Linked DNA regions of Homo sapiens: regions 2, 3, 4, 5 and 6 are each linked to region 1. A link is a contact called in ENCODE Hi-C or POLR2A ChIA-PET data. All regions are on one chromosome and are shown on one strand. The core of a region is the stretch at or near the end of the contact, and the rest is flanking DNA. Distances in the headings are between cores, read along the strand shown.

What was found. Hi-C counts contacts between places; a loop is a spot of excess contacts on that map. ChIA-PET counts read pairs that join two places held with the same protein, here RNA polymerase II (POLR2A). Pooled maps may share reads with other maps.
Region 2: a map of heart right ventricle shows a loop between it and region 1 (4-fold over the local background). The contact joins the enhancer-like site here to the promoter of ATP6V1E1 in region 1. A Hi-C loop is called at or near these places in 13 of 168 maps with a recorded cell type or tissue (CD4-positive, alpha-beta T cell, Right ventricle myocardium inferior, aorta and 8 more), 5 of 37 single-sample maps with no recorded cell type and 28 of 50 pooled maps. POLR2A ChIA-PET finds 5 or more read pairs at or near these places in 4 of 52 experiments (GM12878, Panc1, activated B cell and 1 more).
Region 3: a loop to region 1 is called in a pooled map, with 2.3 times the contacts of the local background. The contact joins the promoter of CECR3 here to the promoter of ATP6V1E1 in region 1. A Hi-C loop is called at or near these places in 1 of 168 maps with a recorded cell type or tissue (B cell), 5 of 37 single-sample maps with no recorded cell type and 8 of 50 pooled maps. POLR2A ChIA-PET finds 5 or more read pairs at or near these places in 2 of 52 experiments (A673 and H1).
Region 4: a loop to region 1 is called in a pooled map, with 4 times the contacts of the local background. The contact joins the enhancer-like site here to the promoter of ATP6V1E1 in region 1. A Hi-C loop is called at or near these places in 1 of 168 maps with a recorded cell type or tissue (naive thymus-derived CD4-positive, alpha-beta T cell) and 13 of 50 pooled maps. POLR2A ChIA-PET finds 5 or more read pairs at or near these places in 3 of 52 experiments (activated CD4-positive, alpha-beta T cell, activated CD4-positive, alpha-beta memory T cell and naive thymus-derived CD4-positive, alpha-beta T cell).
Region 5: a pooled map shows a loop between it and region 1 (3-fold over the local background). The contact joins the enhancer-like site here to the promoter of ATP6V1E1 in region 1. A Hi-C loop is called at or near these places in 2 of 50 pooled maps. POLR2A ChIA-PET finds 5 or more read pairs at or near these places in 4 of 52 experiments (HCT116, PC-9, SK-N-SH and 1 more).
Region 6: a pooled map shows a loop between it and region 1 (4-fold over the local background). The contact joins the enhancer-like site here to the promoter of ATP6V1E1 in region 1. A Hi-C loop is called at or near these places in 5 of 50 pooled maps. POLR2A ChIA-PET finds 5 or more read pairs at or near these places in 2 of 52 experiments (H1 and WTC11).

Annotation. Positions count from the first base shown.
Region 1 is chr22:17,626,323-17,630,421 of GRCh38, forward strand. ATP6V1E1 (ATPase H+ transporting V1 subunit E1) reads right to left here and starts at 2,427. Exons shown (of 9, transcript NM_001696.4): 1 at 2,281-2,427. The coding sequence starts at 2,313. It also overlaps a transcript of BCL2L13 not described here. RefSeq lists enhancers at 2,122-2,271, 2,352-2,441, 2,383-2,552.
Region 2 is chr22:17,169,532-17,173,630 of GRCh38, forward strand. No RefSeq gene overlaps it. Among named protein-coding and RNA genes, the nearest start is that of HDHD5-AS1, 12 kb to the left of the region's middle. RefSeq lists an enhancer at 1,634-2,135 and a silencer at 1,986-2,415. Within about 2 kb of position 2,125, at least 38 of the 41 ENCODE cell types and tissues checked have a DNase peak (open chromatin) inside an H3K27ac peak, as active enhancers do; they include GM12878, Panc1, ascending aorta and 3 more, where a contact is called at or near this core.
Region 3 is chr22:17,264,332-17,268,430 of GRCh38, forward strand. CECR3 (cat eye syndrome chromosome region, candidate 3) reads right to left here and starts at 2,402. Exons shown (of 3, transcript NR_038398.2): 1 at 2,192-2,402. RefSeq lists enhancers at 1-24, 25-851.
Region 4 is chr22:17,994,393-17,998,491 of GRCh38, forward strand. All of the region lies in intron 1 of MICAL3 (microtubule associated monooxygenase, calponin and LIM domain containing 3), which reads right to left. Among named protein-coding and RNA genes, the nearest start is that of MIR648, 15 kb to the left of the region's middle. RefSeq lists enhancers at 1-457, 2,049-2,248. Within about 2 kb of position 2,244, at least 5 of the 41 ENCODE cell types and tissues checked have a DNase peak (open chromatin) inside an H3K27ac peak, as active enhancers do.
Region 5 is chr22:17,962,569-17,966,667 of GRCh38, forward strand. The region is part of intron 1 of MICAL3 (microtubule associated monooxygenase, calponin and LIM domain containing 3); the gene reads right to left. Among named protein-coding and RNA genes, the nearest start is that of MIR648, 16 kb to the right of the region's middle. Within about 2 kb of position 2,228, at least 3 of the 41 ENCODE cell types and tissues checked have a DNase peak (open chromatin) inside an H3K27ac peak, as active enhancers do.
Region 6 is chr22:17,302,189-17,306,287 of GRCh38, forward strand. No RefSeq gene overlaps it. Among named protein-coding and RNA genes, the nearest start is that of CECR3, 38 kb to the left of the region's middle. RefSeq lists enhancers at 1,578-1,697, 1,768-2,037. Within about 2 kb of position 2,108, at least 3 of the 41 ENCODE cell types and tissues checked have a DNase peak (open chromatin) inside an H3K27ac peak, as active enhancers do.

The DNA.
Region 1 (4,099 bases), core at 1,177-3,676:
AAAAAAGAAAGAAAAGAAAAAGCGGTCTTCCATTTGACACAATTTTGTTTATTTATTTAATATTTTTAGAGACAGGGTCTTTTGCTCTCTCACCCAGGATGGAGCACAGTGGCATGATCATAGCTCACTGCAGCCTCGACCCCTTGGGCTCAAATGATTCTCCCACATCAGCCTCCCTAAGTAGCTAGGAGCACATGTGTGCCCCACCACACCTGGCAATTTTTTTTTTTTTTTGAGACAGTCTCGCTCTGTTGCCCAGGCAGCAATGGTGTGATCTCGCCTCACCATAACCTCCACCTCCCGGGTTCAAGAAATTCTCCTGCCTCAGCCTCCTAGTAGTTGGGATTACAGGCATATGCCAGCACGCCCCACTAATTTTGTATTTTTAGTAGAGACAGGGTTTTGCCACGTTGGCCAGGCTGGTCTGGAACTCCTGACCGCAGGTGATATGCCCACCTCGGCCTTCCAAAGTGCTGGGATTACAGGCATGAGCAACCATGCCCAGACAGCCTGGCTTATTTTTTAAGAAAAAATTTTTTAGAGATAAGGTCTATGTTGCCCAGGCTGGTCTTGAACTCCTGGGATCAAGCGATCCTCCCACCTCAGCCTCCCAAAGTGCTGGGGGCTACAGGTGTGAGCCACCACACCTGGCGTGTATTTGTGTTTATTAATATTAAAATTTTTTGAGATGGAGTCTCACTCTGTCACCCAGGCTGGAGTGCAGTGGCACAATCTTGGCTCACTGCAACCTCCGCCTGCCGGGTTCAAGCGATTCTCCTGCCTCTGCCTCCTGAGTAGCTGGGACTACAGGCGCACCCCACTAGGCCCAGACAATCTTTTTTTTTTTATTTTTTTGAGAGGGAGTCTCGCTCTGCCGCCCAGGGTCGCTCGGCCTCCCGGGTTCACGCCATTCTCCTGCCTCAGCCTCCCGAGTAGCTGGGACTACAGGCGCCCGCCACCATGCCCGGCTAATTTTTTGTATTTTTAATAGAGATGGGGTTTCACCATGCTGGCCAGGCTCGTCTCGAACTCCTGACCTCAGGTGATCCGCCCTCCTCAGCCTCCCAAAGTGCTGGTATTACAGACGTGAGCCACCATGCCCGGCCCCAGCCTGTATCTCACAAATGTTAACACACACATTAGTGGGAGACCAATCATTACAATCCATTATGATAGAGGGGACTTCCCCAAAATGAAGATTAACAGTACATACAGGCCTGGCGCGTTGGCTCATGCCTGTAATCCCAGCACTTTGGGAGGCCCAGGTGGGAAGATCACCTGAGGTCAGGAGTTCAAGACCAGCCAGGCCAATATGGTGAGACCCTGCCTCTACTAAAAAAAATACAAAAATTAGCCGGGCTTGGGGCGCGAGTCTGTAATCCCAGCTTCTAGGGAGGCTGAGGCAGGAGAATCACTTGAACCCGGGGCGGAGGTTGCAGTGAGCCGAGATCGCGCCCTTGCACTCCAGCCTGGGCGACAGAGTGAGACTCCGTCTCAAAAAAAAAAAAAAGAAAAAAAGAAAAAAACACAGTTCATAAAGTGAACGACCTTGTCAAAACACTGGTTGGAAGCAGGTCTCTTCCCTCCGCACTGTTTCCTATCATATAGCCTTAAGCATTTCCCTCAGGGTTAAAAAAAAAAAAAGTGACAAGGCTGGTTTGTTTTTTTTTTTTCTTTTTCCAGAGGGAGTCTCGCCCTGTCGCCCATGCTGGAGTGCAAAGGCGCGATCTCGGCTAACTGCAACCTCCGCCTCCGGGTTCAGCTTCCCGAGTAGCTGGGATTACAGGCGCGCGCCACCACGTCCGGCTAATTTTCTATTTTTAGTAGAGACCGGGGTTTCACCATTTTGGCCAGGCTAGTCTCGGACTCCTGACCTCAGGTGATCCGGCCGCCTCGGCCTCCCAAAATACTGGGATTACAGGCGTGAGCCACTGCCCCTGGCCACAAGGCTGTTTTCAATCCTTGCACAGATCTCTGTCCGACTAGGCACAGTGAATACCCTTGGAAAACAGGGAATGCTGAGGTGGGAGGCAAAGAGCCAGGGCGTTCAAGAAGGCAGCGCGCAGGCAAGCGGGCAGTGCCCAAGACCCGAGCAAAAGTCACATGAGCTGCGGGGCAAATCTCCGTCCTCAGGCCGACCTCTTGGATCTGGTGACTTGGAGCAAGGGACCTTCCTGCGGCATCTGGGCGGCTCAAGGCCCGCGGCCTTCCCTAGGCGGGCTCCAGCCCACTCCCCGGGACTGCCGCCGCGGCTTCGTAAGACCCAACCAAGCCCCTCACCTGCTTTTGCACGTCAGCATCGCTGAGAGCCATGGCGAGAGCAATGCTAGGCCGGTGAACAGTAGGCTCGAGTTTAGGTTTGAAAGGTGAGGTGAGAGAAATCGGCAAAGGGAACCCCTGCGCAGATCTCGGGTTCCTTTACTTTATAACCGCGGGTTCCGGTTCCTGCCAGGTGACTGCACAGTTCATCCTCATGACCCTTCTCAGCCAATGGGAAGAGAGCGACGCCCAGGAAGTCCCGCCCTGTCCCGGCCTGTGGGCGCGTCCTCGGGTCCTTCTACGTCGCTGACTCGTGACCTGACCGGTATTTTTTTCCTAAACTGGGATCTTGGGTAGGAGGAAGAAAAGATAAGGAGTTCCTCTATCTGAAATTAGTCGGGCTGTTTTGAGGAGTACTGGTTAGGTATATTGGAGAATGTGCCTTTATTGGAATTTTTCGCATAATTACACAGGGTTATGGGCTTAGGGGTACATGATTGTTGGCCGGGCGTGGTGGCTCACGCCTGCAATCCGGAGACTTTGGGAGACCAAGGCGGGTGTATCGCTTGACCTCAAGTTCGAGACCAGGCTGGACAACATAGAGGAACCCCGTCTCTACCAAAAGAAAAAAAAAAGGGGGATACATGATTTCTGACTATTCATGTCAACCTTGATTACCTGAATAAAGTGTAGGGTTTGTAGGTTTCTCCACTCTGAAGTTACCTTTTTTAACCCCCTTTCCATACTGTAGTCTTAGGAAGGAAGCCACTATACAAAGCCCACACCTAGGGAGTGGGAAGCTATGCTCAACTTCCTTATTAGGGTGGAGCAGCTACATAATTTATTTGGAACTTTTCTGAGATAGCCTATATATTTTTCAAAAGCCTTCCCAGGTCCCATTTAGAGGAATATTAGGACAGAAATCCCCCCAGGCTCATTTGTTTTTATTTGGATTTACCTCAAGCCCGTTTTTTTCCCCAAAATCCCAAAGGCAAAAACTTTTGAAAATTCCTTTATCTTTAGGATAGACTGACTCCTAATAGTAGAATAAGAGGTCAAATGGTACACCCACTTTTTTCTTTTTACTGTGCTATGGTTACCCACCATTTTTATTAGCTTTTTATCTTGAAGAAATTTGAGATATAGTAACTTGTAAGAATACTGCATTGACCTCCCTTCACCTAGATTCAACAATTGTTAACATTTTGCTACATGTACATTAACACTTTATTTTCATACACACACACACACACACACACACACACACTTCCTATTTTAGTGTGTCATAAGAACGAGGATGTAGCAAATTCAGGAAATTTAGTTTACTAGGCTGAACATTAATTTCCTTTGTCCCGGGCCAGGCGCGGTGTCTCACGCCTGTAATCCCACCACTTTGGGAGGCTGAGGTGGGCAGATCACCTGAGGTCGGGATTTCGAGACCAGCCTGACCAACATGGAGAAACCCCAGTCTCTACTAAAAATACAAAATTAACAGGCGTGGTGGTGTGTGCCTGTAATCCCAGCCACTGGAGAGGCTGAGGCAGGAGAATTGCTTCAACCCAGGAGCAGAGGTTGCGGTGAGCCAAGATCGTGCCACTGCACTCCAGCCTGGGCAATAAGAGTGAGACTCCGTCTCAAAAAAACAAAAAAAAAAAAAACAAATTCCTTTGTCCCATCAATCCATCAATGTACTTTATAACCCTTTCTTTTTTTTTTGAGACAGAGTCTCACTCTGTCGCCCAGGCTGCAGTGCAACGGCATGGTGTCAGCTCACTACAACCTCTGCCTCCCGGGATCAAGTGATTCTCCTCCCTCAGCCTCCCAAGCAGCTGGGATTACA
Region 2 (4,099 bases), core at 875-3,374, 460 kb before region 1:
AGCCTTCTTCTCCTGCCCTTGGACATCAGAAGTCTAAGGGTCTTGACCTTTAGATGCTGGGACTTGCACCAGCAGCCCCCCAGGTTCTCAGGCCTTCAGTCTCAGACTGAGTCACACCTTCAGCTCCCCTGGTTCAGAGGCTTTCAGATTTGAACTGAGCCATGCTCCCAGCAGCCCCAGGTCTCCAGGCGGCCTGTCGTAGGACTTCTCAGGCCTCCATAATCACGTGGAGCCAATTCACCTAATAAATCCCTTCTCATCTATCTGTCTGTCTCCTATCTCTATCTATCTATCTATCTATCTATCTATCTATCTATCTATCTATCTATCTATCTACCTACCTACCTACCTGCATGCTATAGGTTCTGTCTCTCTGGAGAACCCTAATACGGTTGGGATGCAAATTGGAAGGCACACCACCTGTTAAGTAGTCCTGCTGAAAGAATCAATCCTAAATCTTATCAAGACTTGAGATCCAGGCGGGGCGCAGTGGCTCAGGCCTGTAATCCCGGCACTTTGGGAGGCTGAGGCAGGCAGATCACTTGAGGTCAGGAGTTCAAGACCAGCCTGGACAACATGGTGAGACCCCGTCTCTACTAAAATACAAAAATTCGCTGGGCACGTTGGCTCATGCCTATAATCCCAGCACTTTGGGAGGTGGCTGGATCACCTGAGGTCAGGAGTTCGAGACCAGCCTGGCCTACTAAAAATACAAAAATTAGCCGGGCGTGGTGGTGTGCATTTGTAATCCCAGCTACTTGGGAGGCTGAGGCAGGAGAATTGCTTGAACCTGGAAGGCAGAGGTTGCAGTGAGCCAAGATGGTGCCATTGCACTCCAGCCTGGGTGACAAGAGCAAAGACTTCATCTCAAAAAAATAAAAAATAAAAATAAAAAAATTAGGGAGGGCGTGGTGGCTCACGCCTGTAATCCCAGCACTTTGGGAGGCCGAGGTGGGCAGATCATGAGGTCAGGAGTTCAAGACCAGCCTAGTCAACATGGTGAAACCCCGTCCCTACTAAAAATACAAAAATTAGCCAGGTGTGGTGGCGCACACCTGTAATCCCAGCTACTCGGGGGGCTGAGGCAGGATAATTGCTTGAACCCGGGAGGCAGGGGTTGCAGTGAGCCGAGATCGCACCATTGCACTCCATCTGTGGGCGACAGAGCAAGACTCCATCTCGAAAAAAATAATAATACAAAATTAGCCGGGCATGGTGGTGTGCGCCTGTGGTCCAGATGAGGCAGGAGAATAGCCTGAACCCAGGAGGTGGAGGCTGCAGTGAGTTGAGATTGTGCCACTGCACTCCAGTCTGGGGAACAGAGTGAGACCCTGTCTCAAAAAAAAAAAAAAAGAGTTCAGAACAGTGTGGATACTGTGCTGCCTTTTATATGAGAGCAGGAAAAAATATATATATTTGCTTTTGTTTATTTTGCATAAAGAAACACAAGAAACTAAGCCTGGTGGGAGAATGGGTGGGATGGGAAAGAGGACAGTGGAAAACAGAGGTGGATAGAAGCCTTTCGAATGTGTTCCTTTTCATACTTTTTGAATTTTTGAAATGTGATTGTATATAGATTCATTTTAATTTTAAATGTAATTAAAATTTAAAATTCATTACGGCACTACTCTCTCATCCTGTACTATGGGCTCTACCCTTTTTTGTTTGTTTGTTTTTGTTTTGTTTTGAAGAGACAGAGTCTCGCTGTTTTCCCCAGGCTGGTCTAGAACTCCTGGGCTCTAGCGCCCCGCCTGGGCCTCCCAGAATGCGGGACTACAGGCGCCGCCACCACCCGGCGTCTACTCTAAATGCATAGAGGCCAGGATGACCCAAGGTCACCAGCGGCCGATGCTGCCTGGCAGGGGCTTGAGGCCGGGAGGGGACCCTGCGGACAGGCGAGACCATGTGTGATCTGTGGGAAGCAACTAAACCGGCGTATTCGCGGCAGGGGAGCTCTGTGCCGTCCCGCGGCCCCACCCCGCTCTGCCATGGGAAGCCGTAGCTTGGCGCTGCCCACAGTGACGCGAGGGACTCCGAGGGCACCCGGGCCGGGGTGGACACGGGAGTGGGCCCGGGCGCGGCCGGCAGGGGGCAGCAGCGCCGCGCCGCCCGCGCAGTTCCACAGGTGCGCCGAGCCTGGGGCCATCGCCTCCCTCCGGCCGCCGTCCCCAGCGAATCGCCGCCTGCGTTCTGCCGTTTCCCCGCCACCGCAGCCACCCGGGGCCCGGGGGGCCGCAGCCATCCGCAAGCCGCGGGGCGGCGGGACCGGGCGGGCCGCTAGGGACGCCGGACGAAGGGAGCCCGCGGGCGGGGTCTGGGCGCCTACATCCTTGCTCCCAGGGAGGAAGGGACAGGAAACTGAAGCTGTTTCCGGGGCTGACCCCGGCCAGAGAGAGCAGGGCTCGGGAGAGTCGGCGCGTCCCGGAGGCGGCGCCCCCTGGAGGCCGGTGTGCTTTGGCTCTGCAGCGGGGGAGATTAGGGGTGGAGGCCGACCGATCCCACTCAGCCAGGACTGGCAGGCGCCGGGAGCTCACTGGGAGGCAAGTGCCGACCCCCGAAACCCACTCCAGACAAGCGAAGAAAACAGCTCTGTGTCCCAGGACGAGCACATACCTACTGTCACCCACTGTGCGACCTGGAAGAGTTACTGACCCTCTCTGGGCCTTAATCAGTCATCAGAAACACAAACGCGTAGATAAGATGGTCTTTAGGCCTCTCCCAGCTCTGCTATTCTGTGAATCTAAGAAACTCTAGTCCCTCCACCAGTCCCCACCCCGGGCTGGCTTCGCTTCAGGGAGGCCTGGCTGAGCTGGGGCCCTCATCCAAGGTCTTTGCACGGTTCCTCAGCAAAGGTGTTTTGGAAGGCTGGGTCCCACCCCTTCCCGGCGGAGGAAGAGGCTATTGGCTAAAAAGCCTGGACAAATTCAAAACCAGCAGCTCGGCCCCGGTTTTTTCGGAGCACAGCCAAACCCAAATCACACCTCTGCACCTACCTAGCTCCAGAGATCTAGACAGCATTTACAGCCCCCAAATGTTATTTTTACACCCTTTCCAGGCAGGGAAGGACAGAGGAGGGTAAGCTATTTTTAGGATGACTGCTATTTAAAGTAACATACTGGCCTGGCAAGGTGGCTCTGGCCTGTAATCCCAGTGCCTTGGGAGATACAGGCAGGAGAATCACGTGAGGCCATGAGTTCAATACTATCCTGGGCAACAAAAGGAGACCCCCATCTCTATTAAACAGCCGGGCGTGGTGGTGCGCGTCTGTCGTCCCAACTACTGGAGAGGCAGGCTGAGGCGGGAGGGTCCCTTGAGCCCAGGAGTTCAAGATTATAGTGAGCTATGATCACAGCACTGCCCTCCAGGCTGGGCAGTGAGACCCTGTCTCAAAACAATAAATTAAGTAACCTAGACTATGTATGTGAAAATAATATTTCCAACCCTAGCATGCTGACTTCATCTGAGCTTACAGATGCATTTTCATACAGTCCTCCCCAAGGGATCAGTTCCTGTGAGAGCCAAGGATGGCACCACTCATTGAAATCCTGACCATGGGAAGGCGTCATTTGGGATTCCGGAATGGGTGGCTGAAGCAGTTTACAGAATCGCGTTCTGGTGAGCTTTAAGAATGGAACAGGCGCCGGGTGCGGTGGCTCACGGCTGTAATCCCAGCACTTTGGGAGGCCGAGGCAGCCAGATCACTTGAGGTCAGGAGGTCGAGATCAGCCTGGCCAACATGGTGAAGCCCCGACTTTACTAAAAATACAAAAATTAGCCAGGTGTGATGGCGCGTGCCTGTAATCCCAGCTACTAGGGAGGCTGAGGCAGGAGAATCACTTGAACTGGGATGGTGGAGGTTGCAGTGAGCCGAGATCATGCTACTACACTCCAGCCTGGGCGACAGAGTGAGACTCAGTCTCAAAAAAAAAGAAAATAAAAAGAAACAGGGACATCTTCCTGAGGAAGTCTCGGGCTGCTCTTCCTGAAGGTGAGGCTGGTTGCATAGTCTTTCAAGGTCCCTCACAAGCTGAGGCTCCTGTAAGTTTTCTCTTTTCAGCTAGTCTTTTCAAACGAACACACCTCCACCTCGCTTTCCTCC
Region 3 (4,099 bases), core at 1,152-3,651, 360 kb before region 1:
CAGCGGCTCCCAATGAACAGAGACGGATGGCGGCCGGGCCTCTGCCGCCACTGCTGTGCCCACTGGGCAGACCAGCCACATCTCCTGGCTCAGGCCAAAGACTAGGGCAGATGACACATGGGGTACTCACAGGAGAGCTGTGCTCAGGGCTTCCTGCTGGCCCCGGAACCTTCCAGAATGGCCTCTCACACACTCCCCGCCCTCCCTCCTTCTCTCTGTCTCTCCCGGAACCTTCCAGAGTGGGCTCTCACACACTCCCCTCCCTCCCTCCTTCTCTGTCTCTCTCTCTCTCTCAGTGAAAGGACTTCCTTGGCAAGAGTGTCAGGTTTCAGTTGTCTGTGTCCTGGGAAATTACAAGATCTTTCCCCTTTCTCTTTTTAGCTAGGATTACACATGCAGAGCCATTTGGCTCCCCTGGCCTGCGCAGCTGCTGCCGGCCGGGCCGGGGGATCATGCCAGGCAGCCCAGCCAGAGGTGAGCTGGGTCACAGGGGTGAGCTGCCAGGCCTGCTCACCCCTCTTCTTGGTGTGATCCCCTCAAGTCCAATCCCCAGGGACCTTCCCCAGGAATGCTGAGAGCACCAGCTGTCCCGGCCATGTCAGGCATCTGGCCACCAGGTCTCCTTCCACTCCAGGGGCAACCACCGCCAGAGGGAAAAACGGAAACACCAGGTTATTTGTGATCTGCATACTCACTCCTCGTTTAGAGAGACAAGCAGGAGGCCAGGGGAATAGATGGGACTGTGGGAACAGCCAAGGGCAGAGGGTGAAGGGCGGCGATCAGAAGGAAAGACGGAATGCCCACACATTCCCTGCCGCTCCCGGCTCCAGCCGTGGAGGAAGCGGGGCTCGGAGGACATTGCACCAGACAGGTCTTGTTTAGAAAATTGGAAAAGAACAAATATTGATTACAAGAGTGCAGGAGAATGGGCCCTTCCATCATCAAAAACAGGTATTCAGCCAGGCGAAGTGACTCACGCTTGTAATCCCAGCACTTTGGGAGGCAAAGGCAGGAGGATCGCTTGGGCCCAAGAGTTTGAGACCAGCCTGGGCAGCATGGTGAAACCCAGTCTCTACAAAAAATACCAAAAATTAGCTGGGTGTGGTGACGTGTCTGTGGTCCCAGCCATTCGGGTGGCTGAGGTGGGAGGATTGCTTGGGCCCGGGAGGTCGAACCATGTTCACACCATGGCATTCCAGCCTGGATGACAGAATGAGACCCTGTTTCTAATAATAACAGTAATAATAATAATAAAATACATACTCACTAGCTATGACTCTGCTTTACAGGATAATTGGGGCAAAAATGTTCTTGGGTGAAACTGGGTAACCTAATTTGAAAGGTCTGGGAAACATGGCCCAATTTCAGCCTCGCTCGCCACTCACAGGCCAAGTGGAGGTTGCGGTTCATAACATACTGGACACTAGACATCACTAATGCCTTCATTCTACAAATGGGAAAACCATGGCTGAGAGGTCACCTGATCTCCCAAGTTCACTCAGAGACGTGGGGATGGGCCGAGCTCCAGAGCCTGGGCCTTGCCCTGCTCCACCCCATACAGCACGAAGTTCCCTGGCCAACTAAGGAAGGAGTGCAAGGTGACTGAAGAAAACAAAAACAAACAGAACTGACACAAAAAACAAACAAACAAAACTGAGTGCCAAAGAAGGAGAATTTGGGGGCTGAGGCTGTGGCTGCAGAGTGGGAGTGGGGATAATCAACGCTGGGCTCCTGAGTGTCTCTGGAAGGGCGGGCCCTGGTGTCCAGAGCGCCTGGTGCCCACCTTCCCCTTTCCCCCAGGGCCCCTGTCTGAGAGCTCTTCTACCCACTCCTGGCTGCTGGGGCACCTGATATTTTCCAAAACACAATTTTCACACCCTTAATAGTGGGCTGCGGAGGAGTCAGGATCAGAGCCTCTAGCTCAGATTTCCTTCCCTGAAAGGATACGGTCTTAGAAACTGCATGCTGTGCAGAGTCCTATCATTCAGAAGAAACACAAAACCCAAGCCCTGGGGAGTCACGTGGCCACCACGGATGCCCCGGCCTCGGACTAAGCTAAGGGCATTAGCCCGGGTGGCCTGTAGCTGCTCTGCAGCTCTGATCAGTCCTACAGACACATGGCACCCCCCACCTGTCACCTTTAGGACCCTCCAGTCAGGCCCCCTTAAGATGCAGTGTTCCCCATGCTCACCTTTGAGGCTTACTCTGCTGCTAAGGAAACAGCATGCAACTTCCCAGGGTTATGAGAAATAATTTTCCTAGGAATGTCACCAGCTGCAGACGCCCCTGTCATAAACTGTCCCAGCTCTAAGCCGCCTAGGGCTTTTATCCCCTCCTCTTAGCTACTCATTACCCAGCTTAATTAGGCCAGGAAATGCTGGCGCTGAAGACACTCTCGGCAGGAGGCAGGGCTGGAGGAGAGATTCTCAGCAGCGCCACTTCCTGAGGCTTGATCTGGGGGCTGGGGAAGGCTGTGGAGGAGGTCGGCTGGGGATGGCAGGCTGCGTCCTCCAGTGAACAGCTGCTGGGAACGAAGCAGGGATGCACGCATTTGCTCCCCAGGCCCTCCAGGGAGCTGAGGGTTGCACTTGTTTACGGTAACAGCACCGGATCTGAAGGCCTTGGAAGGCTCTGCCTGCCCCCACCCCAACCCTCCCATCTCAATTAACCAGCTTCACCACCCCACCCCCACTCTTTCCTAGGGAAGAGGTTGAAACCTCAGTTACCACTCACAATATTTCAGCCCCAACCCTGACATAATCACAGTCAAAGACCCAGCCTGAGATGCCTTCCATTTTCAGCCAGCCCCTGACCTTCACCCTGAACCACCTTGGTCATGCACAACCTCCTGGTTCTTCACTAGGTGGAACACAGGAATGGGGTTGCCTGCTATAGAGCTGTATGTGCTTCACCCAGTTTTGGAGCTTTCTGCTCCAGTGGCGTTGGAAGGGGAGTAGCAATGTTGAGGGTTCATAGAATGGGGTTTATATCAGACAGATGGGGGTCTAGACTGTAGCTCTGCCCCAGGTCATTCTGTGACCTTGAATATGCTATTTCATTTTTCTGCACCTAAGTTTCTTTAGCTGCAAAAATGGGGGTGCTAATATCGGCTTCTTGGGAGGTTGAGATGATCTTATATCCTTATAGTAGACACAGGCAAATGTTCAGTAAGAAGTGGCCGGTATCTCCGATGTGGGGCACTAGTTCAGAGGCCTGCAGTTACCAACTTTTCTTTGCTGGGAGGTATGGAAAGGGGAAAACTAGTATTAATGAGATCCCGCTATCTGTGGAAGGTATTCATACTTACACGATTTTCCTTTCATTTCCCAATTATCTGTGGAGGCTTTGAGATTTAAATGAGTAAACTGAGGCTCGGAGAGGGTAGGAGGGTGAGTCATGCCTCATGAGTGGCAGAGCAGATCATACAACAGGGCTACGGCAGATGCCCAGGGCTGCTGAGTCTGGGACTGCTTCGTGGCCTGGAAATGTCAGAATGACACCAGTCTAGGCCAGGCGCAGTGGCTCAGGTCTGTAGTCCCAGGACTTGGGGAGGCCGAGGTGGGCGGATCACTTGAGGTCAGGAGTTCGAAACCAGCCTGGCCAATATGGTGAAACCCGTCTCTACTAAAAATTCAAAAATTAGCCAGTTGTGTTGTTGGGCGCCTATAGTCCCAGTACTCAGGAGCCTGAGGCACAAGAATCGCTTGGACCCGGAAGGCAGAGGCTGCAGTGAGCTGAGATCAAACCATTGCATTCCAGCCTGGGCGTCAGAGCGAGACTTATCTCAAACAAACAAACAAACAAAAGAATCACACCAGCCTAGAGCGAGTAGGATGACTAGAATCTCAGCAGCCACAGCACCAGGTGGATCATCGCCCTGGAGAGGGGAATATGAGGGCTGAGTCACAGTGTCATCCAAAAAGGACTTGTCAGCCTCTGCAGAGGCTGCCTCTCACCTGCGGAACACGTACCCACTGTGCTGTAAGTCCTGGAGCAATTTGCTTCAGCCTTCTCAGGTGTATGGTTTTATGCCTTGGCTTTTCCATTGTGTCCACATTTTCTCAGAAAATGCAAACTTCTTGAGAAGTGACCTCATTTC
Region 4 (4,099 bases), core at 994-3,493, 370 kb after region 1:
CCCGGGACCCATGCTACCTCCAGACTTCAACTGGCAACAGAAAAGAGACAGAGGGCTGGGTGCAGTGGGGTGCCTGTAATCCCAGCACTTTGCAGGGATCACCTGAGCCCAGCAGTTCAAGACCAGACTGGGCAACACAGAGAGAGCTTGTCTCTCCACAAAATTTAAAAATTAGTCGGGTGTGGTGGTGTGGGCCTGTAGTCCCAGCTACTCAGGAGGCTGAGGTTGGGGGATGGCCTGGCCCAGGAGGTCAAGGCTGCAGTGAGCCGAGATCATGCCACTCCAGCTGGGGCCACTCCAGCCGGGGCCACAGAGTAAGACTCTGTCTCAAAAAAAAAAAAGAAAAAAAAAGAAGCATGGGCAGGAGAGAAGAGAAGCCTGGGACCCACTAAGGTTTATTTCGCCTTTACACAGGAAAAGTCAATAAAAGCCACTAGTTAACCACAAGGCTGTGCTGTCCATCCCTCTCCTGCCAGAGTTAACCAGACCGAATCTCCTGCCAGAGTTAACCAGACTGAATCCTTCAACAGATATACAATTCAACAGACACCTGCAGACGTGCCTAATGCAGGAAGACTCCTCACTAGATTCCCTCACACATAACACACATGCACTCTGAGCTGGGCGCTAGAGAGACACGGCCTAACAGAACACGAAAAAGATACTGTTGTCCTTGCCAAGGTCCTCACTACTTAGCAGAAGCTCTTGCCCTTCCGCTTCCACCTTTCATCAAGGTATAAGCCAACAGTCTCACTTCTTCTCTCTTCTTTAATCTGATTTCTGTCCTCCCTTTTTCTTTTAAGAGACAGGGTCTCACTCTGTCACCCAGACTGGAATGCAGTGGTGTGATTATAGCTCACTGCAGCCTCAAACTCCTGGCCTCAAGTGATCCTCCCACCTCAGCCTTCTGAGCAGCTGCGACTATAGGTGTACACCACCATGCCCGGCTAATTTTTAAAATTTTTGTAGAGACAGGGTCTCACTATGTTGCGCAGGCTGGTCTCAAACTCCTGGCCTCAAGCAATACTCCTACCTTGGCCCAGCCTCTCAAAGTGCTGGGATTACAGACGTGAGACATTGCACCCAGCCTTTTCTTTAATTTTTTTTTTTTTTTTTTTTTTTTTTTTTGGGACAGTAGGGTCTTGCTCTATCACCAAGGCTGGAATGCAGTGGTGCGATCTCCGCTCACTGCAGCCTTGGCCTCCCAGGCTCAAATGATCCACCTACCTCATCCTCCTGAGTAGCTGGGAATACAAGTGTGCAACACCCACACCTGGCTATTTTTTGTATTTTTTTTGTAGAGACAGAGTTTCACCATGTTGGCCAGGCTGGTCTGGAACTCCTCACCTCAGGTGATCTGCCCACCTCGGCCTCTCAAAGGGCTGGGATTACAGGCATGACCCACCACACCTGGCCTCTTTTCTTTTTTAAAACTGCGGCAATCATCTCTCCTCTGTTGAACTCACCAATGAGAAAAAGTCAATGGGGCCAGGCATGGTGGCTCACACCTGTAATCCCAGCACTTTGAGAGGCTGAGGCAGGCAAATTGTTCGAGCCCAGGAGCTCTAGACCAGCCTGGACAATGTGGCAAAACCCCATCTCTACAAAAAATTTTAAAAATTAGCCAGGCTTGGTGGTGCACGCCTGTAGTCTCAACTACTCAGGCAGTCAAGGTTGCAGTGAACCATGATCGCACCACTGCACTCCAGCCTAGGTGGCAGAGTGAGATGCTGTCTCAATTTAAAAAAAAAAAAAAAAAAAAAAAGGCTGGGCACAGTGGCTCACACCTGTAATCCCAACACTTTGGGAGGCCGAGGCCAGTGGATCACAAGGTCAGGAGATCGAGACCATCCTGGCTAACACGGTGAAACCTTGTCTCTACTAAAAAAAAAATACAGAAAATTAGCCGGGCATGGTGGCAGGTGCCTGTAGTCCCAGCTACTCGGGAGGCTGAGGCAGGAGAATGGTGTGAACCCGGGAGGCGGAGCTTGCAGTGAGCCGAGGTCGTGCCACTGCACTCCAGCCTGGCCCACAGAGCAAGACTCCATCTCAGAAAAAAAAAAAAAAATGCAATCAACTGCAAGGCTTGGGGTGACAGTTTCCTGGTCATTCTTCCCAGTTTTTTTGTGTCTTTATAGCTAGAGATGACTAAAGCCCACCTCCAAGAAAACAGCAAGTCACGTACAACTGAAGCCCATGGGGGCAGGATGCTGTTCTCTCCACCGGGGCAATCCAAGCACCTGAGTGTCTGACACCACCCATCACCCAGGGGATCCGAGCTGAATTCTAAAGACTGGAACCAAAGATGACAGAGTGCGTGGCTGGAGAGAGGGGGAAGTCCACAGAGTTTAGGTAAATTTCTGAACCACATCCCCACCACGCCCACAATGTACTGCATTGAAGTACACCGGAAGCTAAAGACCAAAAAGGAATCAGATTTTCAGCTCTGCCACCTAAAGCAGAAACTGAGGGCCTTATTCACCGCACAGACTTTAGCCCAAGTGCCATGCCTCCAGTTTCACAGTTTCACCAGCAGCTCAAGCAAAATGGCCTGGACACTAAAGATGGCCTCTGGGTCAGAGTATCACTCATTTCCTCTGTCCACAAACCACTTTGATTCTCTTTGATTCTCTCTGTCCCTCATCTCCCCATCTAGTCTTTTTTTTTTTTTTTTTTTTTTTGAGACAGAGTCTTGCTCTGTCACCCAGGCTGGAGTGCTGGAGTGCAGTGGTGTGATCTCAGCTCACTGCAACCTCGGCCTCCTGAGCGCAGGCAATCCTCCCACCTCAGCCTCCAGAGTAGCTGGGACCACAGGTACACACCACCACGCCCAGCTAATTTTTGTACTTTTTGTAGAGATGGGGTTTAGCTATGTTGCCCAGTCTGCTCTCAAACTACTGGGCTCAAGCAATCTGCCCACCTCAACCTCCCAAAGTGTTGGTATTACAGGCATGAGCCACTGCGCCCGGCCCATCTGGTCTTATTAAATACTTCATTCTCTGCAAATGCAGACGTTTTCTCAGCTCTGATTATTTTTTCTAAAGTAATGACCCCCCACCTGGCTAGATGAATGCTTCTAGCAAAGGAAAAGACCAGAATGTGAAAATTGTACTGCAATAGAACATAAAGCCCGTCCAACCCCACCTCCCATCAGACCTGGGGTGGTGGCAGCAGCAGGCGTCAGGGCTCTCAGGCCTGCCCATTAGTCATCCCTAAGGCCCGTTAGCACACGGGTTAGGAGGAGCACACACTCTGGAATCAGAAAGCCCAGGATTGAACCCAGCCCTGCTTTCAGTCAAGGCTTTGTCACTCACTATCACTCCCTTGACCTAGGACCTCACAAAACCTTGTCATCCGTAAAACTGGGGATGATAAGTTCTACCTTGAATGTTGTTGTGAGGAATAAATGAGGTAATGTCTATGCAGCACCTAGCACAGATTCCTGCAGATAAACACTCAATAAATGTTAACTATCATCCACTACCTAGTCATCAGAAAAGCACAATGATCTGGTATCTTTAAGTCCTTCCGCTTCCAAAAAAAAAAAAGAAAAGAAAAAAGAAAAAGATGTGTGGATTTTTTCCCCCTAAAGGTCTCAGTGAAGTGAAACTTAAGAAGGAAAACCTGGGCCGGGTGTGGTGGCTTACGCCTGTAATCTCAGCACTTTGGAAGGCCAAGGAGGGTGAATCACCTGAGGTCAGGAGTTCGAGACCAGCCTGACCAACACGGTGAAACCCTGTCTCTACTAAAAAATACAAAAAATTAGCAGGGCGTGGTGGCAGGTGCCTGTAGTCCCAGCTACTTGAGAGGCTGAGGCAGAAGAATCGCTCGAACCCAGGAGGCAGAGTGCATGAGCCAAGACTGCGCCATTGCACTCCAGACTGGGCGCGACAGAGCAAGAGACTCCGTCTCAAAAAAAGAAGAAGAAGAAGAACCCAATTCAAATCCCAGTTCAGGGACCAACTCATTTGCAACTTAAAGCAAATCATGTTACCTCCATTTCTTTGCCTATAAAATGGGAATAATAGACTCTATTAAACTTTAACGACTTCAGAGACAATTAAGAATCAATGAGATAACAGGTCATGAAAAAGCTTTC
Region 5 (4,099 bases), core at 978-3,477, 340 kb after region 1:
GAGCACAAGAAAAAAGGGGATGGGTTAGAACTGCAGCAGTGGGAACCAGAATTTAAAAAGGGAAAATTATTCGACAAATTTGGAGCACTAACTATGGCAGGTGTAGTTTTAGGTGCTAGGAATAAGCAATTTCCAAGGACCCTTTGAACAGAAATGAAGCAAATGAGCTACACAGGGCGGCATAAAAACCAGCTGCTGGTGTTACTCCCTTCTTATCTGTATCCTGTGAAAGGGCAGGAAGGTGACAAACACTTGTTTTTCTGTAGGTGCCCAGGTTGGTTTTGAACTCCTGGCCTCAAGGGATCCTCCTGCCTTAGCCTCAGGAGCACACCACCATGCCCAGCTAAATTTTTTTTTAAAAAATTTTAGAGACAGGGTCTCACTATGTTGCCCAGGCAGTCACGAACTCCTACCTTCAAGCAATCTTCCTGCCTCAGCCTCCCAAAGTGCTGAGATTAGAGGTGTGAGCCACCACACCTAGCCAGCGAGAAACACTTCTATTCCAATCAATAATTTAACTTCAGCTACAACCTTCCTAGACACAGATTTACTTACTTATTTTTGAAACGGGTCTCACTCTGTCGCCCAGACTGTAGTGCAGTGGGGTGATCTCAGCTCGCTGCACCCGCCGCCTCCCAGGCTCAAGTGGTCCTCCCACCTCAGCCTCCCAAGTAGCTGGGACTACAGGCATGTGTCATCACGCCTGGCTAATTTCTGTATTTTTGTAGAGACAGGGTTTCAACATGTTGCCCAAGCTGGACACAGGATGTTTAAAGGAAGACTGTTAGGGACACCCATGGCGTGAGATGAAATGACAGCCATCTCCATTCTTTAATGACAATGATTTTGCTCCCCTTGCCTTCACATAAATGCGGGCTAAGGACCTGACAGTCCCTATCTCCCAAGCACTGACGCAGGAGAGCTGTGAACACGTGATGGGCCTCCGTCGCCGGTTCCTTACCCTGCCACGGCCAAGCGCCATCCTGCCTCCATGCAACCCCAAGGAGAGGAGGGCAGTGAGCATCTCTGACACCCCTTGGCACTGAGGTGAGACTCTTCCTGTGAGCCCGCACCCCATCAACGTGCTCCATAAGCCATAGGAGTCACCACAAACTTCGCAAGTGGATAATAGTCAGGCCTCACTGAAGACACAGCTACCCATGCTGATCCAGCCAGGAGGGTCGCTTCTGTGTCTCCTCCTACTCCACACCCACATGAATCCCACAGGCCGATCATTGCCTTGCAAGGTAAGATGCCCTGGTGCAGACAAGGAGCCGCTTTACCCATCAGGCTACCAGCTGAGGGTCAAATAGGCACAAGGTCGTGGGGACATATTTTAAGGACGTGGTCCCTACTCTTGCTGCATTTATAATACACAGTACAATCTGAGACCCTCGCAAATTTTGTAACACAATGGCAATAACAACCATTATTGGTTACCAACTAATTGGTACCATTAAGGTAATAACAGAGAGACTTCCTTCTGGGCCTTCCCCAAAGGCAGACAAAGGTTGGTTTGCTTCCTAATCTCAGTCTCCAGGACATTACAAACAAAGGATTCAAAATGGTGTTACTACTGGAGCTGGAATTCCGTGTTCTAACAAGAATGAAGAAAAGAGCCAATCAAGACCCAAAAAATCTGCCTCTCCTCAGCTCAAGAGGAAGAAGGCCAGCCTGCTGTTGCCCTCTGTCCCTGCATTCCACAGCACCAGGCTCTTCCCTCACATCCCTCTCCTCACATTCTTACCTTATATGATTGAGGCCAAATATGCAAAGCCCCGTCTCCCAGCCATGTACACAGTAGCTGCTGGCTGAGGACACTGCTGCCAACGCCACAGGCCCCAGCGAACAGCCCTGACTCTTATGTGATGATCTGCTTTTGGGTCCTGTCACTATCTGCGCACACAGCACACGTCCACATGTATCACTGACCAACCCTAACAGGGCAAGGGTGGGGATGTCAGAGATTAGCTCCACAGGACTTGGACCCTACGTGAAGATTAAAAATTTAAAATCAAACTCGGGCATTTCTGCCATCTGTAACCCACCTCCACACTAGAACCCTCTGACAGAAAGTTTCTGTGAGTAGGGAAATCTGGTCCACAAATAAGCTGTCCCTTTAAAGATCTGCAGCAACTTAAAACCAGCTGGTTTCTGGTACAAGCCAGTCCTCAGAAAGTAACTCTCACTTCAACTACAGAGGATAAGGTCCAATGATTTTGAGTTTTGTTTTAAAAAACAAAGCAAAACAAAAACCCCGAATTGCTCAGCTGGGACACTGGCTGGTTCAGGAGGGCTGGGGGTTTTCAGAAGCAGCAGCCGCATGGCACTGCTGACCGTAAGCGCACTGCTAAACTGAAGCGCGGTGGAGGTCTGGGAAAAGGGGAAAGCAAACACTCCAAAACAGAAACGCCATCGCTGAAAGGGCACAGAGCAGGTGCGGGCCTGCCCCCAGGTGTCTCCCACTCCCTGCGGTAGGAAGTCCTCTGACAGAGGGAGGAAACTGGGCCAAAGGAAATCCATGCATCCGCTGCTCTCCTTTCCCTCCTTCCCCTTCTATTTAAAAAGAAGAGAGTTTGAGACCAGCCTGGGCAACACAGTGAGACCCCGTCTCCAAAAAAAAAAAAAAAAAAAAGGAAGGGAACTATTTCTGTGCCTGAGAATGGCTGTGCTTGCGAGAGTCCTTCTGTATCAGAAAGCAATGACTTTTTACAGGATTGCAATAATACCCGGAACCCCTAAAAGACCCTGGAACTGGCACAAGGGTGCCTATAATTTCAATGCTTAAGAGAGGTCCTGAAGGCATGTCACTAACACAATGATTAGAGACCATTTCTTACCACACATCAGAGAGTCTTCATGCTTTGGTCTCCTACCTTAGAGAAAGCACTGACTCCATTCATCCCAAGGACTGAAATAATGGTGCTGATGAAGATGAGGCCCCCAGGAATAACTGCAGCTATAGTGTATTCATCACTTACTACTGATATACTGATTGTCACTGTGAGTTAAGTATTTAATACAGCGATCAGCCTCATGTGATAGACAAGAAAAAGGAGACAGAGAGGCTACGTAACTTGCCCCAAGTCACACAGTAAGAGCTGACACCTGATCCCAGGAAGCCTGGAACCGTGAACACTAAGTAGCCTCTCTACTGATATCTGCTATCATCTTAATCCAGAAACCACCCTGTAAGTAGTTATAATTATCTGCAAGTTACAGATAAGGGGGAAAATAGAATTAAGAAAGGTCAGATCACTTGTCCAACTAGTAAGCTATAAAGCCAGGAGTCAAAAATCCAGGTCTCCAACCTCCACATTCTATGCCTTTTCACTACACTGCACTCGAGGGTGGTCTGACCAACCACCACGGGACCAACCACCGTGGGACTTCCATGTAGACAGCTGTTCCCAGGACCAGAAGAAATAATACTGGGCCACAGGGCACACAGGCAATGAAGAGTCAACACACATGAACTAGAGAGGAGTCGGAGGTAACTCCATGCCATGCAGGATCTGCCATCTGCTGCCAGCTTCATCATTCTCAGACAGAACCCTCATCCTGCCACATCCTGCTTGACAACCACACACGTTTCCTTATCATCCACTGCTTCATGCCTCCCATCGAATTTCCAGTCCCTGACTCTGGCCACCCAGCTTCATCCCACTTTCCCTGAGATAACTGCCCTCCAAAGTGGCCCCACAGCCTGTGGGCACATTCCACTCCCTCGGGCCTGGGTGTGGTTCCCCACACCTGAGCGCTCCTCCTCCCCTCTCCAGCCTTATTCCAGAACCCCGCAGAAGACCTGCCTTCTTCACAAAGCCTCCATCTCTTCTCGTCCTTTCTGAGCCCCTCCACCTCCTCACTCCTCTGCAGTTCCAAACAATTCAATCCTTATTCATATCCAGACAGTACTGTTTGCATTGTTTCTGTTTCTCCAATGGAAAATTCCTCAGGGGAAGAACCATGACCAATCCTCAGGAGATGAGGGTAGCAGAGGGCTTCAGAGCACAGGCTTGGGAGTTGGACTGAGATTAATCCTGACTCTGCCACACACTTGGCTGTCCAATTCCTAGTTAACTCCCCTGCCAATGGTGAT
Region 6 (4,099 bases), core at 858-3,357, 320 kb before region 1:
ACCTTGTGATCCACCCACCTTGGGCTCCCAAAGTGCTGGGATTACAGGCATGAGCCACCGCACGTGGCCAGAATGATCATCTTTATCATGAAAATGAGTTATCTGCAGTTCTGCCCAAAGATGACCAGGGTGGTCTTATAGACTGAAGTGGGCTTCTCCAGCCCACAAATTCAAATGTTGAAGCCCTGGCCCTCAATGTGACTGCATTTGGAGAAGGGACTTTTAAGGAGATGATTAAAATGAAACGAAGTCAGCCGGGCGAGGTGGCTCACGCCTATAATCCCAGCACTTTGGGAGGCTGAGGTGGGTGGATCACCTGAGGTCAGGAATTTGAGACCAGCGTGGCCAACATGGGGAAACCCCGTCTCTACTAAAAATACAAAAATTAGCCAGGCATGGTGGTGGGTGCCTGTAATCATAACTACTCGGGAGGCTGAGGCAGAAGAATCACTTGAATCTGGGAGGTGGGAGCTGCAGTGAGCCAAGATCATGTCATTGTACTCCAGCCTAGGGACAAGAGCAAAACTCCATCTCCAAAAAAAAAAAAAAAAAAAAAAAGGATTAAATGAGGTTCTAAGGATGGAGCCCTAATCTAATACAATGGGTGTCTTTGTAAGAAGAAGAGAAGAGACAGCAGGAGTGCACACAAAGAGGAAAGGCCATGTGAGGACACAGCCAGAGGCGGCCTTCTGCACACCAAGGAGAGAGGCCTCAGGAGAAACCAACCTTGCCAACATCTTGATCTTGGACTTCCAGCCTCCAGAACTTTGAGCAAATACATTTCTGTTGTTTAAGCCCCCAGGTCTGTGGTATTTTATGATAGCAGCCCCAGTTGATTAGTACCGATAGTCAATGGCTACAGGGGACGATTCTGTCAGTACACTAAGCTGTGGGCAATGGTGCCACAGAACACATGGGGGCACCTTTAGAGAGCTTCAAATTCATGCCAAGATTTGCAGGGAACATTGTTTTCATGTTGGGACAAATACAGATAATTTATGGGATACAATGCACAATTCACTTGACTTTTTTTTTTTTTTGAGATGGAATTTCCCTCTTATTGCCCAGGCTGGAGTGCAATGGCATGATCTTGGCTCACCACAACCTCTGCCTCCCAGGTTCAAGTGATTCTCCTGCCTCAGCCTCCTGAGTAGCTGTGATTACAGGCATGCGCCACAACGCCCGGCTAATTTTGTATTTTTAGTAGAGATGGGGTTTCTCCATGTTGGTCAGGCTGGTCTTGAACTCCCGGCCTCAGGTGATCCACCCGCCTTGGCCTCCCAAAGTGCTGGGATTAGAGGCGTGAGCCACCACACGCGGCCCGCTTGACTTTTTAAGCAAAGAATAATATGACAAAGACACGCCTCCCGCAGCAGTATTCTCCATCGTATCAGTTTGTGTTCAGCCAGGAAAATCGGCACTCCAGTGCAGCAAGCTGGTTCCACAGGTGCTGAGGGACTTACAGCGCAGGAAGCCGTTGCTACTCCTAGGGTTAGGAAGACACAGTAGGAGATGACGTTGCCGGGCTCCTGAAGACAGGGTTCCGTGTTAGTGGGTGGAGGTGATGAGGGAAGCTGGGACCAGGAAGGGAGATGATGTCCAACTAGAGATGGAACTGTGCAGGAGACACTGCCTTTGCACGACATGGGGCCCTTGCAGGAGGAGGAACACCCTGCCTTCCTCCTGGCTCCCACACTCCAGTCTTCTGCAGTGCCCCCAACAGCCAGAAAGCATGGGAGATGGGGAAATGTGGTTCCCGACCAAACAGGCTGGAGCAGAGCATGGGGTAGTGAGGACAAGTGGGCCCGCAGGCTGCAGGTGGGTACATTGTGGTGAGAATGGAACCACAGGAAGCATCGGCGTAAGGGACTTTCCTAGTGCTGACGCCTACGTTAGGGGTGAAGGGTATTTCATCATGAGTAGATGAGGTTTCTTCTTCAGCCTCTTTCCCTTCGACATGGAGAAACTGTGATCTCTCTGTGTGCTTGGCTCTGACTTCATGATCATGGGAGAGCCTGGCTGCTCTGGCTGTGGCCATTTCCAGCTCCCATCCCCCCTTGTCCCAGCAGGACAGGAGGGTTCTTCGTTACCCAGGAACGGCCGTGATGGTCACCTGTCCTAATCGTCCTCTCGTCCCCAGGCCGCTGCTGACTCCTGGAGGCTCCCGGGCTTCTCTGGCACTCTGTGCCTTTGTGGCTGTTCCCCAGCGGATCCCCCAGCCACTCCTGCCTGCCTACATCCTACTTATGCTTCCAAGCCTGGTAGTGGACATGGCCCTTCCTTCCTCCAGGCTGCTTCGGTGTGCTGTTTTACCCTGTGCTTGGCACTGACTGACATTCATCCTCTTGCTATTGGACTGCGTCACTGACAAGGCTGTTTAATCCACTGACCTGAAAGCCCTGGAGGCAAGGGCTGTGCCTGTCTTTATCCCAGTAGCCTCCACCAGGCCAAGGAGTGCCCTGCACTAGCACACAACCCGAGTCTATCAAAACGAAACTGGGGGCATTTTGTATGATTTTTCAGAGAGTGGGTCATTTTCGCAAATCTTTGTGCCAAGCCAGAAAGACCCAAGTGTAGAATGTACCACGGTTGTAGGTAGTAGCTGCAGCTGTCACAGTATCTTGAACCTAAATACCTTGCCTTTCTTTTTTTTTTTTTTTTTTGAGGTGGGGTGAACAGAGTCTGGCTCTGTCGCCCAGGCTGGAGTGCAGTGCTGCAATCTCGGCTCACTGCAGCCTCTGCCTCCCGGGTTCAAGCGATTCTCATGCCTCAGCCTCCTGGGAAGCTGGGATTACAGGCACGCACCACCACGCCTGGCTAATTTTTGTATTTTTAGTAGAGACAGGTTTCACCATGTCAGTCAGGCTGGTCTCAAGTGATCCACCTGCCTCGGCCTCCCGAAGTGCTGGGATTACAGGTGTGAGCCACCACACCTGACAGCTTAATATTTTTATAATAATTGCATTACTTTTTAAGATTGTTGAGCTCAATTCTAAGGAAAATGCTTACTGAACTACCTGAGAGGCACAGTGCATCATGGTCCCCTGGAGGCCTCTCCAGTCCCCACTGCGGAGCCCAGTGCTCAAGTGCACAGCTCTCAGGCCCTCCCAGCACCACCCTGCCAAGGCAAGCTGGCATGCTACTTTCGGAGAACAGGAGAAGCTAGGGAGAATGAGGCAGCCAGGGAGGCTCCCCTTTTCTCTGACTTAAGTTTCTTCTACCCTGTCAGGTTGATCTCTTCCCTGCTCCTAGCATTTGATCATCCCCTTGGAACCACGTTAATTGTTTTTGGGGCTTTTTGCTTGTTCAGATAACAGTCTGGTATCATCTTCAAAGGCCAAATGTCTGGAAGAGAAACAAGATGACTTCTAATAATTTACCAGCCTCTGCCTCTGATTAAGAATTCTGGACACTTTAACTTATGGGGCCTATTATTAGGAAGCTCAAAGTTTTAATTAGAAAGGGTGAGGAGATTTGTGCATTAAGAAGGGTTTAGCAGTTACTCTTAGTTTTCTCGGGGAACACTCTAGTATGTAAGAAAAGAAAAAATATATAAAAGGGGCTGAGAAGTGTCTGACCCAATGGGTATTTTATTTGTTTGTTTGCATTTTAAGTTGTTGTTGTTGTTGAGACAGAGTCTCACTCTGTCACCCAGGCTGGAGTGTAGTGGCACAGTCTTGGCTCACTGCAACCTCTGACTCCCGGGTTCAAGTGATTCTCGTGCCTCAGCCTCCCAAGGAGCTGGGACTACAGGTGCCCGCCATCACACCCAGCTATTTTTTTTTTTTTTTTGTATTTTTTGGTAGAGATGGAGTTTCGCCATGTTGGCCAGACTGGTCTCAAACTCCTGACCTCAAGTGATCCTCCTGACTAGGCCTCCAAAAGTGCTGGGATTACAGGTGTGAGCCACCGTGCCCAGACCTGAAGTTTTTGTTTGTTGTTTGTTTGTTTTCTAACTTTGAAGTGAAAGAGCAGTTTCTGGGTGACAGTCTCATTACTCTTCATTTTTGTTGTTGTTGTTGTTTTTGAGACAGAGTCTCACTTTGTCGCCCAGGCTGGAGTACAGTGGCGTGATCTCAGCTCACTGCAACCTCTGCCT